Regions from separate parts of the Homo sapiens genome. Here region 2 is linked to region 1. Evidence: read pairs that join two places in POLR2A ChIA-PET (ENCODE). Cell type or tissue: HepG2. All regions are shown on one strand. Links, peaks and the distances in the headings refer to the core of each region. The heading gives the core; the rest is flanking DNA.

Region 1 (5,000 bases), core at 1-5,000:
TTGCTTTGCTTTTTTTCTGGGTAAAATTTTTATTTTACTGAGGATAATTTTACCCTGTGAAAGGATTTGAGTTCTTCTAATAAAAGTACCATATAAATTCTAAATACCAATTATGATAATTACATAATGAACCTAATAACAGATAGAACCTATATTATTAACTGCTTCTGCATCAGTTTTGGCTTTAATATAATTATGTAAGTCTTCATTTTGAGGTTTTATTATATGTATATGAATTCTGCATTGCTCTGATTTTAGTAACTTTAAATATTAGGAGATTATACACAGGACTGAATTAAATTTTATTCTCTGCAAATCCTGACTCTATAAAACTTTTCCCTCATTTTCTAGAATCTAGCCAAAATAACCAAGGAAACCCATTACTGTGATTGGTGACATCATATTCATGGTTGTAGTGGTTCATATATCTTGCTTGTCCTGTTATTTTAATCAAACTAATGGAAATTCATATGTACATTTTTCACATCCTCCAATTACTTATGTTAAGAGACCTCGGAACCATTGGAGAAAAGGGAGTTGCCTCTATATGTAATGCCAGACCTATGGCCCCTGAAGGGCTTTCACTTTGCTATAGACATAGTTTTCTAAACATCCATAATATTATGGATGGATATTGTTTGAAGTTTCTCCCCTAAGAGTGAGCTTCAGTGGTTTAGGTATGTTTTCTTTTTGCTTTTTGTTGTGGAAGATTTCAAGCATGTAATTAAAGATAACAGTACAATGAATCTCCGTGTGCCCATCATCTTGTTTCAACAGTTATCTACGTGGCCAGTCCTCCTTCCCAACTACCACCATGCTGATTATTTATAATTTCATCCATAAATACTTTATCATGTATCTCTAAAAGATAATTTTGTTTTTCTTTGAGACAGGGCCTTGCTCTGTGGCCCAGGCTGGAGTGCAGTGGCCCGATCTTGGCTCACTGCAACCTCCGCCTCCTGGGCTCAGGTGATCCTCCCACCTCAGCCTCCTGAATAGTTGGGACTACAGGCAAGCGCCACCATGCCCAGCTATTTTTTAAAATTTTTTTAGTAGAAATGGGGTTTCGCCATGTTGCCCAGGCTGGTAGCCCACAATAGTTGTGCTTCAACCAGTATCTATTGGTTGAAGAAACCAGTTTGTTTATTGGCTAGAAATTATCACAGTCTAGGCCAGGCACAGTGGCTCATGCCTGTAATCCCAGCACTTTCGGAGGCTGAGGCGGGTGGATCGCTTAAGGCCAGGAGTTCGAGACCAGCCTGGCCAACATGGAAAAACCCCGTCTCTACCAAAAATACAAAAATTAGCCAGGTATGGTGGTGTGCGCCTGTAATCCCAGCTGCTTGGGAGTTTGCGGCACGAGAATCACTTGAACCTGGTAGGTGGATGTTGCAGTGAGACGAGATGGTGCCACTGCACTCCAGCCAGGGTGACAGAGCAAGACTGTCTCAAAAAAAAGAAATTTTTCAGTCTAGATTTTGCTGGTTCAGTTCCTTGGAGTTTTTCAACTTATTCTTTATTTAATGTAAATTGGTAGTTAGATCTAAAGGTACAGGTCCAATCAGATTTAGGCTTGATTTTTTTTTTATAAGAATATTTGTTAAGTGGTTTTATACCCCTCCATATTCTTAACATAAATATATCTCCTGTTAAACTGGGATTTTTTTTTTAAATAAAAGGGTTCCTTGCAATAGGACTTAGAAAAATTTATATTTATTTAAGCATATAGAAAAATTTATATTTATTTAAGCATATATGGAGTAAATTGACTTTCACAGCCAGTTCTATGGCCTGAATTATTGGGAGTAAAAATGTGCATTCATAATGACAATGCAAAATCATATATTTGCTTGAAATCACAGAAGACCTTGAATTTTCTGAAAATTGTGTTGATACTCATAGTTAATGGTTAACTCTTATGAGTTAGTCACATGGTAAACAATGACAAAGCATTAAATGAGCTGCTCTTCTGATTGTAGCAAGTTTAATGGCAATTTCCATTTTACTTTATTTACTTAAGTGTACTTATGAGGCAGGGCGTGGTAACTTACTCCTATAATCCCAGCACTTTAGGAGGAGGAGCAGGGAGGATTGCCTGAGCCTGGGAGGTCAAGGTTGTAGTGAGCTGTTACGCAACTGCACTCCAGCCTGGGGAACAGAGCGAAACCCTGTATGAAAAAATAAAATAGGCCAGGTGTGGTGGCTTGTGCGTGTAATCCCAGAACTTTGGGAGGCCAAGGCAGGTGGATTACCTGAGGTCAGGAGTTCAAGACCATCCTAGCCAACATGGTGAAACCCCATCTCTACTAAAAATACAAAATTAGCCCAGTGTGGTGGTGCATGCCTGTAATCCCAGCTACTTGGGAGGCTGAGGCAGGAGAACTGCTTGAACCCAGGAGACGGAAGTCGCAGTGAGCCGAGATCATACCACTGCACTCCAGCCTGGGTGACAGAAAGAGGCTCTGTCTCAAAAAAAAATAAAATAAAATAAAATAAATGGGCTGGGCATGGTGGCTCACTCCTATAATCCCAGCACTTTGGGAAGCTGAGATGGGAGGATTGTTTGAGCCCAGGAATGTGAGACCAGCCTGGACAACCCAGTGAAACCCCAAAACCCCATCTCTGCCAAAAAAAGATACAAAAATTAGCCAGGCCTCATGGCTCCTGTGGTCCTAGCTACTTGGGAGGCTGAGATGGGAGGATCATTTGAGCCCAGGAGGCGGAGGCTGCAGTGAGCTGAGATTGCACCACTGCACTCCAGCCTGGGTGACAGAGTGAGACCCTGTCCCTATTTAAAAAATGAGATGTGCACTTATGGCCTTTGGTATATGATCCTTAACTTGTCTACAAAGGTAATTTGAGCACAACCTAGACCTTTAAATTACAATATTACCATGCCCTTTAACAAATGTAATTCTATACTATTAGGTTATCTCATATCACTGGCAAGCTATATGTACAATTCCTTTTCTTTTTTCTTTTTAGCCAGGACTAAAAGAAGTGGTAGAATCCTGTCGAGGAAAAAATCTTTTTTTTTCTACCAATATTGATGATGCCATCAAAGAAGCTGATCTTGTATTTATTTCTGTAAGTATTTTCCTTTGTTGTGTGAATTTTAATGTATTCTTGTCTATATAAAAGTTTCATCATACTTTAATAGTAAATCCATTGGTATTAAGCCTCAACATTGCTTAGTATAGAGTTGTCCGGTGAATTTTGGTTGTCACTTTGTCTGACAGTTCACAAAACCCCGTAATCATCTAGTCAAATATGTCATTACAAGTCATTGAACAAGTAAACTCAAAGTTCTAATTTGAGATTTAGAACTAGGAAATGGGCGGGTGCGGTGGCTCACGCCTGTAATCCCAGCATTGTGGGAGGCCAAGGTGGGCAGATCACAAGGTCAAGAGATTGAGACCATCCTGGCCAACATGGTGAAACCCCGTCTCTACTAAGAATACAAAAATTAGCTGGGCGTGGTGGTGTGCACCCGCAGTCCCAGCTACTCAAGAGGCTGAGGCAGGAGAATCGCTTGAACCAAGGAGGCAGAGGTTGCAGTGAGCCGAGATCGCGCCACTGCACTCCAGCCTGGTGATAGAGTGAGACTCTGTCTCAAAAAAAAAAAAAAAAAAAAAAAAGAACTAGGAAATGCTGGTAACATGAGAGCACATGTGATGATAGTATATTTCATATTTATTTCATTATTTCTTGTTTCCAGTGGTTGGCAGAGGTGAGATGAAGAAAATCAGTTTGCAAACTTACAGGCATCTCCTCTCTAAATGAATTTTACATTAATTGTTTGTAACTTGGCATATGTTGGTTAGATTATCAGGCTAACCAACAGACACCTTTACCTCATAATGTGGCTGAACTGTCCTACCTTTATAATGAAAAAAACAGAACCAACACTTGAGATTAAACTCTAGTAAACCACTATTTGAACCAAAGCAACTTACATCTTGCTGTCCTAGTAACCATCTACTCAAATATTCTGTATGTAATGATATAGCTATCACCAGTTGGAAGCTGAGTGAGGGTGTTATATGACTTAAGATCTTTACGAGCTGGGCATGATGGCTCATGCTTGTAATCCCAGCACTTTGGGAGGCCAAGGCAGGCGGATCGCTTGAGCATAGGAATTTGAGACCAGCGTGGGCAACATGGTGAAACCCTGTCTCTACTTAGCTGGCCGTGGTGCTGTATGTCTGTAGTCCTGACTACTTGGGAGACTGAGGTGGGAGGATTGATTGAACCCTGGAGGTTGAGGCTGCAATGAGCCATTATTGTACCTTGCACTCCAGCCTAGGTGACAGAAGGAGACCCTGTCTCAAAAAAAAAAAAAAAAAAAAATTCAGTCTCTTCTTTTTGACCTCCTTAATCACTTCAGAGAAATTGATGCAGCTTTTATGACTTACCTACCCATCCCCTATTTAAACTTGCAGAAAGTTAGAGTGGAGGCATAAAAAAATAAGAAAATATTTTGGAGTAGCTAGGTACCTGGAAAAAATCAATGAGTTACTTAGTCTAATTTTTAGGTGACCAGAGCCTAGAATGGTAATAGAATAATTTTCTGCAGAAAGGACATTTAAAAATAATCTGTTTTTGAATGCCAGACAGGAATTATTTTGTAGCAATCAGTTTTCAACTGTTGTTTTCAAAGCTCCTTTACCAGGGGAAGCTGTCTGATCATCTCCCATCTCTAGCCAGTTTCACCCTACATCATGAGCTGTCTTTGCCTTTCCGTACACCATTACATGTAACTCTTGCCCTAAGTTGTTCCATGCATGTAAACAACTTTTTCCTCCTGCTTTTCACACCTCAACTCAATCTTCAAGTTTTGATTTATTTTCACTTGATTCCTTTATTTAGTCTCCCATTGGGTTATAATCTCATCAAGAGAAGAGAGTTAGTACTACTTACTATTAGTTCAAAAATAATTCCTATTCCCTTTAAGTTTTAGACTTTTCAGAGCACTTTCATTTTTGTCAGAGCATTATAAC
Region 2 (7,277 bases), core at 1,118-6,117, 130 kb before region 1:
TAATCCCAGCACTTTGGGAGGCCGAGGCGGGCAGATGACCTGAGGTCGGGAGTTCGAGACCAGCCTGACCAACATGGAGAAACCCCGTCTCCACTAAAAATACAAAATTAGCTGGGCATGGTGGCGCATGCCTGTAATCCCAGCTACTAGGGAGGCTGAGGCAGAAGAATCACTTGAACCCAGGAGGCGGAGGCTGCGGTGAGCCGAGATTGCGCCATTGCACTCCAGCCTGGGCAACAAAGAGCGAAACCCCGTCCCAAAAAAAAAAAAAAAAAACAGCTCACTGCAGCCTTCAACTCCTGGGTTCAAGCAATACTCCCACCTCAGCCTCCGAAAGTGCTGGGACTACAGGAGCACACCATCACACCTGGCTAATTTTTGTATTCTTTGGTAGAGATGGAGTCTCACTATGTTGCCCAGGCTAGTCTTGAACTTCTGGACTGAAGCAATTCTTCTGCCTCAGCCTCCCAAAGTGTTGAGATTACAGGCGTGAGCCACCAAGCCTGGCCAAAAGTTATTCTGCTTTTTGATTCTCAAATTGACATATCATTGGTCAATGTGAGACGCTTCAAGTTGGACCTTATGTCCTTTTAACATGATCTTGATAGCTTTGATAGCTTCATGGTATAACAAAATGTTTTGGGCCCATGTGGAACATTTCCTTCCCTAAGCTTGCAAGGAGTTCAGTGGGAAATCATCTTCAGAGACCATAATCAGGGTGATTGGGGTGCTTATCACCACTGAGTTGATGACTGTTTCCAAGCTTGTTCAGTGGTCTACAAACGACTGTTTAGGTTCAGGTCCATTAATGTGTAATGGAGGGAAAGTCTGAGCAATAAGATTTAGTTTAAATAAAAGAGGTAGAAATTAGGGATCTGGAGCTGGGCAAGGTGGTTTATGCCTGTAATCCCAGCACTTTGTGGGGCTGAGGAGGGAGGATTGCTTGAGCCTACGAATTCGAGACCAGTCTGGGCAACATAGTGAGGCCCTGTCTCTCTTATATAAAAATAAAAAATAAAATAAAATAAGGAAATTAGGGATATGGCTATAAAAGGCAAAAATTTAAAGATTATGTTATCTTTCTTTCTTTTTTTTTTTTTGAGATGGACTCTCACTGTCACCAGGCTGGAGTGCAGTGGTGTGATCTCTGCTCACTGCAACCTCCGCCTCCTGGGTTCAAGCGATTCTCTTGCTTCAGCCTCCCGAGTAGCTGGGACTATAGATGCCCGTCACCACACCTAGCTAATTTTTGTATTTTCAGTAGAGACGAGTTTCACCATGTTGGCCAGGATGGTCTCCCTCTCTTGACCTTGTGATCTGCCTGCCTCGGCCTCCCAAAGTGCTGGGATTACAGGCGTGAGCCACCGCGCCTGGCCCTTCAATTTCTATTATAAAAAAGCTTGAAAATTATTCTATTACTGGTTTAGTTTAATTTTATTACTTTCTAAAAGGTTGATAAACAATATTGTCTATTACTATACAGCAAAAAAAATGAATGTATAAAATCTTGTGGCCGGGTGCAGTGGCTCATGCCTGTAGTCCCAGCACTTTGGGGGGCCAAGATGAGCAGATAACCTGAGGTCAGGAGTTTGAGTCCAGCCTGAACAACATAATAAGATTCCATCTCTAAACAACAACAACAAAAATCCTTTAGGTCTGAGATAAAACATCAGTCTCATATACTCTTTGGAACAGACGGGATTAATTTTAAGAATGATAACCAATACCTTAGAATATTACTATTAAAAACACAATAATTCTTAATATGCTAAGTTCCAACTATAGTTCAGCAACTGAAATATTTTTAAAATTCCAAGGGGAGGGTGGGAGGAGGGAGAGGATCAGAAAAGATAACTATTGGGTACCAGACTTAATATCTGGGTGATGAGCCAGGCGTGGTGGCTCACGCCTGTAATCCCAGCATTTTGGGAGGCTGAGGCAGGCGGATCACCTGAGGTCAGGAGTTCGAGACCAGCCTGGTGAAACCCTGTCTCTACTAAAAATACAAAAAAAATTAGCCAGGCATGGTGGCGCACACCTGTAATCCCAGCTACCTGGTTGGCTAAGGCAGGAGAATTGCTTGAACCCAGGAAGCATAGGTTGCAGTAAGCCAAGATCGCACCACTGCACTCCAGCCTGTGTGACAGAGTGAGACTCCATCTCAAAAAAAAAAACCAAAACCAAAACAAACAAAAAAACCTGGGTGATTAAATAATATGTACAATAAACCTCTGTAACATGTGTTTCCTATGTAACAAACCTTCACATGTACTCCCAAACTTTAAAGTTTAAAAAAAAAAACTGGCCTGGCGCGGTGGCTCATGCCTGTAATCCCAGCACTTTGGGAGGCCGAGATGGGCGGATCACGAGGTCAGGAGATCAGACCATCCTGGACAACATGGTGAAACCCTGCCTCTACTAAAAATACAAAAAATTAGCTGGGTGTGGTGGCGCACGCCTGTAGTCCCAGCTACTTGGGAGGCTGAGGCAGCAGAATCGCTTGAACCTGGCAGGTGGAGGTTGCAGTGAGCTGAGATTGAGCCACTGCACTCCAGCCTGGTGATAGAGTGAGACCCTGTCTCAAAAAAAATAAAAAAACCAAACCAAAACAAAAAAAATCCAAAACATGATAAAATGAAGATGTATCTCATTACCGATTTTCACTTGCCTTCTTTAGCATTTATCCATCTGCAAAATATGTATATATATAATGTATATATATATATAGTGTATATATATACACACACACACATACATATATATATATACATTTTTTTTTTTTTGAGACAGCGTCTTGCTGTGTCGCCCAGGCTGGAGTGCAGTGGTGCAATCTCAGCTCACCATTCTGCCTCACGGGTTCAAGTAATTCTCCTGCCTCAGCCTACCGAGTAGCTGGGATTACAGGCATGTGCCACCACGCTTGGCTAATTTTGTATTTTTAGTAGAGATGGGGTTTCTCCATGTTGGTAAGGCTGGTCTCGAACTCCCGACCTCAGGTGATCCACCTACCTTGGCCTCCCAAAGTGCTGGGATTACAGGCATGAGCCACCGCACCCGCCTGCAAAATATTTTTTACCCAGATGTAGTCATAGTGTGCAAGTTGTATCATTTTTCCCCTTAACAATATGTCCATAACATTTCTCCATATGCTGTAGGGTATTTGTAATTTCAAATTATTTAATGATTTTTTTTTTTTAAGGAGACAGAGTTTTGCTATGTTGCCCAGGTTGGAGTGCAGTGGCTAGTCATTGGTGTGATCCTACTACTAATCCACCAAAAAAAATTTAGAACTAATAAATTCAGCCAAGTTGCAGGCTACAAAAGCAATACTCAAAAATCGCCTGCATTTCTACATACTAACAATGAACACTCTGAAAAGGAAATTAAGAAAGTGACCAGGTGATGTGGCTCAATGCCTGTAATCCCACACTTTGGGAGGTGGACGTGGGCGGATTACTTGAGGCCAGGAGTTCAAGACCTTGGTGTTCAAGCCCATAGTGAAACCCTGTCTCCACTAAAATTACAAAAATTAGCCGGGGTGGTGGTGCGCACCTGTAGTCCCAGGTACTCAGGAGGCTGAGGCATGAGAATTGATTGAACCTGGGAGGTAGAGGTTGCAGTGAGCTGAGATAGTGTCATAGCACTCCAGCCTGGGTGACAGAGCGAGACTCTGTCTCAAAAACAAAAAACAAGCAATTCCATTTATAATATCATCAAAAAGAATAAAATAGGCTGGGTGTGGTGGTTCATGCCTATAATCCCAGCACTTTGAGAGGCCAAGGCGGTGGGATCACTTGAGCCCAGGAGTTTGAGACCAGTCTAGGCAACATAGTGAGACCCTAGCTCTATTTTCAAATATGAAAAAAAGAAAAATTTTTTGAGATAAAGTCTGGCTCTATCGCCCAGGCTGGAATACAGTGGCGCAATCTTGACTCACTGCAACCTCTACCTCCTGGACTCAAGCCATCCCCTCCCACCTCAGCCTCCTGAGTAGCTGGGACTATAGGCACCACCACAATGTCTGGTTAATTTTTTTTTTTTTTTTTGTAGAGACAAGGTTTCACCATGTTGTCCAGGCCTGGTGCAGTAGTTTGCACTTCCCTTGAGGCTAGGAGTTGGAGACCAGCCTGGCCAACATAGTGAGACTCCTGTCTATTAAAAGAAAAAAAAAGGCTGGGTGGCACATGCCAGTAGTCCCAGCTACTCAGGACGCTGAGGTAGGAGGATTGCTTAAGACCAGGAGTTCAAGGTTGCAATGCACTGTGGTCACATCTGTGAATAGCCACTGCACTCCAGCCTGGGTGACAGAGCAAGACCCCATCTCTAAAATAAGTAAATAAATAAATATATTTCCTTAATGTAGTAGCCAAAAAAGAAAATCATTTTAATTTGCATTTTTTGATTACTAGTGAGATGGAAGATTTTCAAATGTCAAACATTTGTATTTCCTTTGTGTGTGTGAACCATCAGTTCATACTTTATACCTATGCATGTGTGGCAGGCATTAATTTTCCCTATTGATTTGTATGAGCCCTTCATATATTATGGTATTTCTCCTTTAACTATCAGTATTTGTTCCAAATTCTCCAATTGGTGTTTCTTTTTTAATTCTGTGTCCATTCAACAAATATTTATTCAATGTTTACTATGCTCTCGGTTGTATGGTAGGAATTCTATGTTATTCTTTACACATAGAATTACACACTTTTTAGTTCTTCCATTGTTTAGTTTAGAAAAACTGCACTTAGGGGCCGGGCACAGTGGCTCACGCCTGTAATCCCAGCACTTTGGGAGGCCAAGGCAGGCGGATCACCTGAGATCAAGAGTTCGAGACCAGCGTGGCCAACACGGTGAAACCCCATCTCTACTAAAAATACAAAAATTAGCCAGGTGTGGTGGTATGCACCTGTAATCCCGGCTACTAGGGAGGCTGAGGCAGGAAATCGTTTGAATCCAGGAGGCGGAGGTTGCAGTGAGCCAAGATTGCACCACTGCACTCCAGCCTGGGCAACAGAGCAAGACTCAAAAAAAAAAAAAACAGCCTGGCGCAGTGGCTCATGCCTGCAATCCAAGCACTTTGTGGGGCCGAGGCGGGTGGATCACCTGAGGTCAGGAGTTTGAGACCAGCCTCAACATGGAGAAACCCTGTCCCTACTAAAAAATACAAAATTAGCCGGGCGTGGTGGTACATGCCTGTAATCCCAGCTACTGGGGAGGCTGAGGCAGGAGAATTGCTTGAACCTGGGAGGCGGAGGTTGTGGTGAGCTGAGATCACACCATTGCACTCCAGCCTGGGCAACAAGAGCAAAACTCCGACTCAAAAACAAAAACAAAAACAAACAACAAAAAAGGGAGAAAAAACTGCTCTTAAAGATCAGAACAAAAAAGCATATAATATCCCATATCAGTGTCTGTGGGTAAGAGCTAGCCTATTCTAGCTCTCAAAAACTTGCAATCAAATGTTGGGCAGGGATGCAGTCATCTGAATGCTTGATTAGGGCTGCAGGATCAATCAAGTTAGTTCACTCACATGGCTGGCAAGTTGGTGCTGGCTGTTGGTGGAGGCTTTTTCTCCTCTCCACATAGGCCTCTTCATAGAGCTGTTCGAGCACAGTGGTGTGGAGACTGCCTTCCTCCAGGGCAAGCAATCAAAGAGAATGAGAGGGAAAGCTGCAATCAGTGTCTTTGTGACCTAACCTCAGAAGTCACACACATTCAATTGTATTCTATTGGTAAAACATAGTAGTCCTGATTCAAAGGGTTGATGCAGACCACCAGCGGTGACAATCACTGGGGGTCCTCTTAGAGGCTGGCTACCAAGGATCCCAACATCTTTTTTGTTTGTTTGTTTCTGAGACAAGGTATTGCTATGTTGCCCAGGTTGGAGTGCAGTGGCTATTCAAAGCCTCTAACTCCTGGGTTCAGGCAATTCTCCTGTCTCTGCCTCCTGAGTAGCTGGGACTACAGGCATACAGCACCTCGCCAGGCTAATCCTAACATCTTGGTTTTCCTGTAATTTACTTTATAAAGCAAGTACTGGGTGTGCACAGTGACCCATGCCTGTAACCCCAACACTTTGGGAGGCTGAAACAGGAGGATCACTTCAGACCAGGAGTTCAAGACCAGTCTCAACAATATAGCAAGATCCTATAACAAATTAAAAAAAAAAGTAGCTCACTGTGGTGGCATGTGTCTGTAGTCTTAGTTATTCAGGAGGCTAAAATGGGAGGATCACTTCAGCCCAGGAGTTTGAGGCTGTAGTGAGCTATGATTGCACCACTGCATTCCAGCCTGTGCAACAGAGCAAGACCCTATCTCAAAAAAAAAAAAAAAAAGGCCAGGCGCGGTGGCTCACGCCTGTAATCCCAGCACTTTGGGAGGCCGAGACGGGCGGATCACGAGGTCAGGAGCTTGAGACCATCCTGGCTAACATGGTGAAACCCCGTCTCTACTAAAAATACAAAAAATTAGCCAGGCGTGGTGGCGGCGGGTGCCTGTAGTCCCAGCTACTCGGGAGGCTGAGGTAGGAGAATGGCGTGAACCCAGGAGGCGGAGCTTGCAGTGAGCCGAGATCGAGCCACTGCACTCCAGCCTGGGCAACAGAGCAAGACTCCATCTCAAAAACAAACAAAAACAACAACAACAAAAACAACAACAACAAAACCAAGTACTGAGAATTTTGCAACAACCAGTACAATTCTAGTTTTGTACCATACTGTTCTCTTAAACACAGCTGTGTTCTCAAACACATACGTGCCCATGGGTGCACTCAAGCATAACAGATTTTGTTTGGAGTTGCACAAATTAAAGACCCTTTGGTACAGTGTCAGCTCATTAGGGCACCAGATTCCATCTCAAACTCTGAATTTGAGTAAGCAGAGTTCAAGGTTGCAGATTAAGGGCCAAAATCTTTATTCTTTGTATCTACTTTGCAATTAGTTAACTGGGAAACACTTCAAGTTTTACCAGAAACCTTTAATTTTCTAGAAACCTTTACCTGTGTTCAATATCCACTTTAATTAAAAAGCTCTTGTAAATGATACTTATTTGGGGAAGGTGATTCAGCTTGTCGAGGGGTAATTAACCAAATTGCTGAGGTGGAAGTCTGGGTAAGTGAAAAGGTCATCAAATCTGAGTAAGAAAGCTTGCAGCTTTCACCTCTCCGTCAAGACTGGCAGAGAGGCACTTTCGTAAAATCTTTGTTTGGGATTCACTTTTACTTCGCCACTTGTCCCATTTTAATTAAAGCTTGCCAACTGAAGGACCTAAGAAAACAA

The links. Peaks named below come from ENCODE experiments on the same cell type or tissue, not always from the same donor. Only the 100,000 strongest peaks of a DNase experiment are listed, where the experiment ranks them.
Region 2: POLR2A ChIA-PET joins it to region 1 with 5 read pairs; 32 of 35 experiments call an interaction of 5 or more read pairs at or near these places.

The regions. Positions count from the first base shown.
Region 1 is chr4:39,512,170-39,517,169 of GRCh38, reverse strand. It overlaps UGDH (UDP-glucose 6-dehydrogenase), which reads left to right. Exons shown (of 12, transcript NM_003359.4): 3 at 2,986-3,087. Among named protein-coding and RNA genes, the nearest start is that of UGDH, 13 kb to the left of the region's middle. RefSeq lists cis regulatory regions at 1,901-1,914, 1,942-1,952 and enhancers at 1,836-1,980, 1,875-2,019, 1,867-2,161. In HepG2, for the core only: no CTCF peak of the experiment used is centred there; a DNase peak (open chromatin) is centred at 2,019.
Region 2 is chr4:39,640,046-39,647,322 of GRCh38, reverse strand. It overlaps SMIM14-DT (SMIM14 divergent transcript), which reads right to left. Exons shown (of 6, transcript NR_183845.1): 2 at 5,531-5,629. Among named protein-coding and RNA genes, the nearest start is that of SMIM14-DT, 4.5 kb to the right of the region's middle. RefSeq lists an enhancer at 5,432-6,027. In HepG2, for the core only: no CTCF peak of the experiment used is centred there; DNase peaks (open chromatin) are centred at 4,012 and 4,222.